Linked DNA regions of Homo sapiens: region 2 is linked to region 1. Evidence: read pairs that join two places in POLR2A ChIA-PET (ENCODE). Cell type or tissue: B cell. All regions are shown on one strand. Each heading gives the region's core, and the rest is flanking DNA. Links, peaks and the distances in the headings are about the cores only. Region 1 overlaps POU2F2 (POU class 2 homeobox 2). Region 2 has its middle 14 kb from the start of RABAC1.

Region 1 (2,903 bases), core at 164-2,663:
GGGCAGTGAAGGTCGTGGGAAGCCCTACAGCAAAGCCACCTGTTTAACTTCCCTTAGCCTGGCGTTTCCCTCAGTGACTGCTCCACAAAAGGCTTTTCTCTCACTCCGTCCAACCACTTCCACAGAACCCTAGATATAGATGCTGTCCATGCAGGGAGCTGTCCAGCCCTGGTAAGGCTGTTCCCTTGTTACAGTTCACCCCAATAATGGCCCGTTCCATTATTGGCCAATGCTCCCATTTGGGACTTTCCTTAACACTGAGCTGATAACCTGCCTCCTTAGAACTTCCTTCCACTGGGCCTGGTTCTGTGGAGACACTCTGTAAACTGGGCGCATGGCTCCGTGATGGCTCTTGTAGATGTAGCCTTTTTTTTTTGAGATGAGGTCTTGCTTTGCTGCCCAGGCTGGAGTGCAGTGGCGGATTATGGCTCACTGCAGCCTCGACCTCTTTGGGCTCAAGTAATCCTCCCACCTCAGCCTCCTGAGTAGTTGGGACTACAAGTGCATGCCACCACACCCAGCTAATTTTTTTATATATACATATTTTTTGTAGAGACAGGTTTTTGCCATGTTGCCCAGGCTGGTCTTGAACTCCTGAGCTCAAGCGATCTGCCCACCTTGGCTTCTCAAAGTGCGGGATTATAGGCATGAGCCACGGTGCTCAGCCCAGATGTAGCCTTTCAATACCTGGCTCTTGAAGTAACAGTAACTAGTCTGTTGGGTGCCACCTTTCTTCCAGGCACCATGCCAGTGATGGCCTCTTTGCTCCCATGAATCCTCCCCACAGCTGAGGCTCCAAGGGGTAAAGTGACCTGCCCCAGATTATTCTGTAAGCATGAGTGTTAGAGCCGGCCTGGAAGTCCAGGGCTCTAACCACATGATCCGCGGCTGCTGCTTTTAGCTGTCCTTCACGGAACATGGTTTCTAGCCCCTCCCACCCCGGCCACCAGAGACTCCAGCAGCAGGTGTTCCATTTGCCTTGTAGCATAGACAGCCCTTTACTGAGCAACGCCAAGGGCTTGGGGCTCTTCACTGGGGCTGAGCTCTTTTGCATCTCAGTGGCCCTGCTCTTGTTCTCTCTTTTCCCGGGAAGTCTGCTCCCTTCCTTTACCTGGACAGTTCCTCTTCATCTGAGCCCCAGCCCAGGAGTCCACACCTCTAGGAAGTCATGATGACTTCCCTCCCCCCAGCCGTGCCTGAATCTGCTCGAGGAAATATCAGTTGAAGGAACAAAGACTAGAGGATAGAAGGCAGAACAGGGCAGCCTAGCGCAGACCCAGCCAGGCCACCATCTCTGTGAGCAGCAGACATTCTTGCCTATGCACTCCTAGAGCCACCTCCCCCAGCTCCCCAGGGACCCAGCAGCAGCAAGCTGAGCCTCCACCACCTGCCGTATAGCCCAGGCCCTGATTGTCAAGGGCTCCTTAAACCCCTCCTCCTTTCCTCTCACTCCTCCTTCCCCAGCTTCCCTCAGCTCTGATCTTTCCCTTTCTGTCTTCAACAAGTGCAAAGCTGGGCCAAGTTTGTTTTCTGGGAATTCTCTCTCACAAACTGAGTTGCCCTTTGACGTCATTTCTACAACAGCACCTCCTATGGGCACTGTGCTGGGCCCAGGCTGCAGAGGGACCAGCTCTTCCTGACTTACCTACCCACTGCTCCAGCCTTCCCCGGCTCCTAGGCTCGGATGTCTCTCCCGGGCCGCATCTCATGACCTCCACCCCCCAGTCCACTTCTCATGCCTGCTAAGCTCTGATCCTGCAGTCATTCCACAAACATTTCCTGGCCTCCTGTGTGTCAGGCCATGGCAGGAAGCTGAAGACTTAGGAGTGAGTCACAGCCATCCTTGCCCCTGAGGGGCTCCCCGTCCTGCAGTGGAGCAAGCACATCAGTGAGCCACTAAGAAATGTTTCACTTGAAAGATACTAAGAAGCCCAGGAAAGAGAGTAAAAAACACTCATAAATGCTATCCCTTTGAAATTATATAAAGTACCAAGGAAAAGCCCCCCTTCCAGCCCTCTGATGTCAGCTTCCAAAGTAAATGCTGGTTAAACAGTTTGGCAGGATCCTTCCCTGCAATCTCCTAGCTTGTACAGACGAAGGGGCAATTATAATACAGTTCTATAATTTGTCTGTCCATTGCTCAGTGTGCTGCCTTCTGCCGAGGGGGCTGTGTGGATATTTACCGAATCAATGAGGGATGTTTTGCGGCAGATTTTCAATCAAGGATAGGAGAGATATCTCTCCAGGGAAGTATTTCAGAATGTCTGGGGTAGGGGCAGGCATTGATTGAAAACTTACGTTAACAGTTAAAACATCATTTTATATTGGAGAGTAGGGGGGAAAATTTCCTATTTTCCTAATAGGACCATGGCAAATAAAGCTTGACAAAATCTTTTAGGCTGCTACGACCTAGCGAGTGAAAGTTTCCCAAAGAAACCAACTGAGTGTGATGGGAATGTGGGAAGAGAAATGTGATGTGTGTCTGAGGGAATCAGGACCCACATCTGTCCAGGCTTTCAGGAGGAGGTGGGATCTGAACTCAGGGGAATGGGAAGGAGTTTGCTGGGAAGGGGCTTCCAGGCTGTGGGAATGGCAAGTGCAAAGTGAGAAAACAGGGCAGGCTGTAGCCGCACAAATAGGGATGGATGAGCTGGGAGGGAGGAGCCAAAGCCCAAGTCCAGGTGGCTGAAGAAGACTCAGGAATATTTGGCTCAGATCACTGAAAAGGCCTGGTCTGGAATATCAGGCCCAGCTCCAGGGGTCTGTCTCCCTGTTTCATTGTAGGGCAGGTAAAATGGGTGTCAGCATTTCCAGACTTGTAGCTATCCTGCCCAGGGAGATAAAATACGTCCCCTGGGCCGGGCAGGGTGGCTCAGGCCTGTAATTCCAGCACTCTGGGAGGC
Region 2 (2,903 bases), core at 168-2,667, 170 kb after region 1:
AAGGGTTTCCTGTACTCAGGTGTGGGGTCTCTGAGTGAGTGTGGCCAGCGGTGTGGAGCTTTGTGTGAAGGTCACTGAAGCTAGGAGTCTGGGTATTTGGAATGGAGGTGTCAAGAGGTCAGGGCCCCAGGACTCAGGACCCACTTGAGGAGTGCTTCATGTCTATGACATGGAGGGCCAGTGTTTTCAAAGCACCTCCACACCTGTGGGTGGCAGTGATAGAGACCCCTGGGGGAAGATGGAGACTGAGGCTCTAATGCCTGGCCTAGGGGTCGCTGTGGCTGGGGCACAGGTAACCTTGGGATTTCTGGCCCTGGAGACCCAGCTGCCCTTTACTGGACACAAGAGGATCCTGTGGGTCTAAAGCCTAGTCTGGACCGGGTGCAGTGGCTCACGCTTGTAATCCCAGCACTTTGGGAGGCTGAGGCAGGTAGATCGCCTGAGGTCAAGAGTTTAAGACCAGCCTGGCCAACATGGTGAAACCCCATCTCTACTAAAGATACAAAAATTAGCTGGGGTGTGGTGTGCGCCTATAATCCCAGCTACTTGGGAGGCTGAGGCAGGAGATTCGCTTGAACCTGGGAGGTGGAGGTTGCAGTGAACCAACATTGCGCCACTTGCTCTGGGCAACAGAGCGAGACTCCATCTCCAAAAAAAATAAAATAAAATAAATAAAAATAAACTAGCTGGGCTGTAGTCCCAGCTAGTCCCGCCAAGGTGGGAGGATCCCTTGAGGGCAGGAGTTCAAGAGTAGCCTGGGCAACATAGTGAGACCCCATCTCTACAACAAAAAACAAAAAAATTAGCTGGGCACAGTGGCAACTGCCTGCAGTCCCAGCTATTCAGGAGGCTGAGGGAGGACCTCTTGAGCCCAGGAGTTTGAGGCTGCAGCGAGCCATGATTGCACCATGATTGCACTCCAGCCTGGGTGACAGAGCAAGACCCTATCTCAAAAAAAAAAAACCCTAGTTTGGGGGCAAATGGTTGGTTGTGGTAGTCAAGATGCATTGTTTATGGGTGACTAACACTGAGGACTCAGATTCTCACTTTGAGAAGATGGATGCTGGGGCTCAAGATCCTGAATTTGGGGTGCCTGGAGTTCCTCCTGCCCAGTTCTGGGCACGTGTGAGCCCTTGTTCCTGTTTTGGGACACCCAACACCCAGCTCTAGATGTCTGCAGTTGTGTGGCTTCGTCACTGAGGCCGGGGATGGGGGCTACTGACACCCACATTAGTGACGACAGTGGGGGCCTACTGTCTAGATTAGAAGTGACTTCCTGTGGCATTTCACCTGTCATGTTTGGGGTGAGTCAGTTCGGAGACTCAGGTGTCAAGTCTAGGGTGACTGGTTTTGAGGTTTAGCGGTGACCGAGGTTGGCAGCCCACATGTTGATTTGGGGGTCCTACTGATTACCTTAGGGCTGACTGAAGTTTGGAGCTCACTTGCTTAGTCTGGGGGTCACTGAGCCTGGGTGCCCCAGGCCCTAGTTTTGGGGACATCTGAGACTGGGAGGCTATATGCAAAGTGTGTGGGTGGGTGGCTGTGGAGCTCAGATGCCTATTTTGAGAGTGACTTGCTGTGGTTTTGCTGACCTTGAGGCCCTGAAGGTTAATTTAGGGGTGAGTGAAACTGTGGGCCTGTATTCTTTTTTTTTTGTGGAAATGGAGTCTCGCTCTGTCACCCAGGCTGGAGTGCAGTGGCGTGATCTTGGCTCACTGCAACCTCTGCCTCCCAAGTAGCTGGGACTTGGGTTCAAACAATTCTCCTGCCTCAGCCTCCCAAGTAGCTGGGACTACAGGCGCACGCTGCTATGCCCAGCTAATTTTTTTGTATTTTAGTAGAGACAGGGTTTCACTGTGTTGCCCAGGCTGGTCTCAAACTCTTGAGCTTGGGCATTCCACCTGCCTTGGCCTCCCAAAGTGCTAGGATTACAGGCGTGAGCCACTGCGCCCAGCCTGTGGGCCTATATTCTAATCTGGGAACAAATTAAGGCTGGGACCCTAAATCCAAAATAGAAGTGACTTACCATGATGTTCAGTTAGGGAGTTCTGAGGCTGGGGGCGTGGTTCAGAGCCCAAGTTTGGGGCTCAAATCCAAAATGCCTTAGATTGTGGGTAGTTGTGGCAAAACATTCAGATGTCTAGTTTAGGAGTGTGTAATCCCAGCTGCCCAGATGTTGAGGTTGGGATGACCATCTGAGAGCCCGAACATCAATCTGGGGTGACAGCTGGGGCCCAGATGTCCCTCAGCAGATCCAGTGCCAAGCTGGGGTTGTGTCATCAGATGCCTCCTGGGGGTGTCACTCTCGTGTATGAGAAGCCCATCTTTGGGAGATTAAGAGAAGGCAACCAGATGTCTGGTTTGAGGGCTACTAGTTATGAGTTCCTAACATTTATATACAATTTGGGGCTCACTGAGTCTCAAGACCTAGTTGCCAGGGTTTGTGGTTATTTGTACCTAGTTTGGGGTGATGGAGTTTGGGGTGTTGTTCCTTTTTTTTTTTTTTTTTTGAGACAGAGTCTTGCTCTGTCACCCAGGGTGGAGTGCAGTGGTGTGATCTCGGCTCACTGCAACCTCCGCCTCCTGGTTCAAACCATTCTCATGCCTCAGCCTCCTGAGTAGCTGGGATTACAGGCGCCCACCATAATGCCCAACTAATTTTTGTATTTTTAGTAGAGACAGGGTTTCACCATGTTGGCCAGGCTGGTCTTGAACTCCTGACCTCAGGTGATCCGCCCACCTGGCCTCCCAAAGTGCCGGGATTACAGGCGTGAGCCACCGTGCCCGGCCCGGGGTGTTGTTCCTTAGTGTGGGAATGTCTGAGGCTAATCACCCAGATACCTAGTTAGGGGTGACTGACACAGAGACTCAGATCCTCTGGGAGGCTCAATGCCTGAATTAGG

Evidence for each region. ChIA-PET counts read pairs that join two places held together with the same protein. Peaks named below come from ENCODE experiments on the same cell type or tissue, not always from the same donor. Only the 100,000 strongest peaks of a DNase experiment are listed, where the experiment ranks them.
Region 2: POLR2A ChIA-PET joins it to region 1 with 5 read pairs; 1 of 35 experiments calls an interaction of 5 or more read pairs at or near these places.

The regions. Positions count from the first base shown.
Region 1 is chr19:42,112,623-42,115,525 of GRCh38, reverse strand. All of the region lies in intron 5 of POU2F2 (POU class 2 homeobox 2), which reads left to right. Among named protein-coding and RNA genes, the nearest start is that of POU2F2, 18 kb to the left of the region's middle. RefSeq lists an enhancer at 1,056-1,215. In B cell, for the core only: no CTCF peak of the experiment used is centred there; DNase peaks (open chromatin) are centred at 945 and 1,345; H3K4me3 peaks cover 1,178 bases; H3K27ac peaks cover 2,447 bases.
Region 2 is chr19:41,943,928-41,946,830 of GRCh38, reverse strand. No RefSeq gene overlaps it. Among named protein-coding and RNA genes, the nearest start is that of RABAC1, 14 kb to the left of the region's middle. RefSeq lists enhancers at 1,413-1,462, 1,913-2,022. In B cell, for the core only: no CTCF peak of the experiment used is centred there; DNase peaks (open chromatin) are centred at 1,350 and 2,240; H3K4me3 peaks cover 1,163 bases; H3K27ac peaks cover 2,500 bases.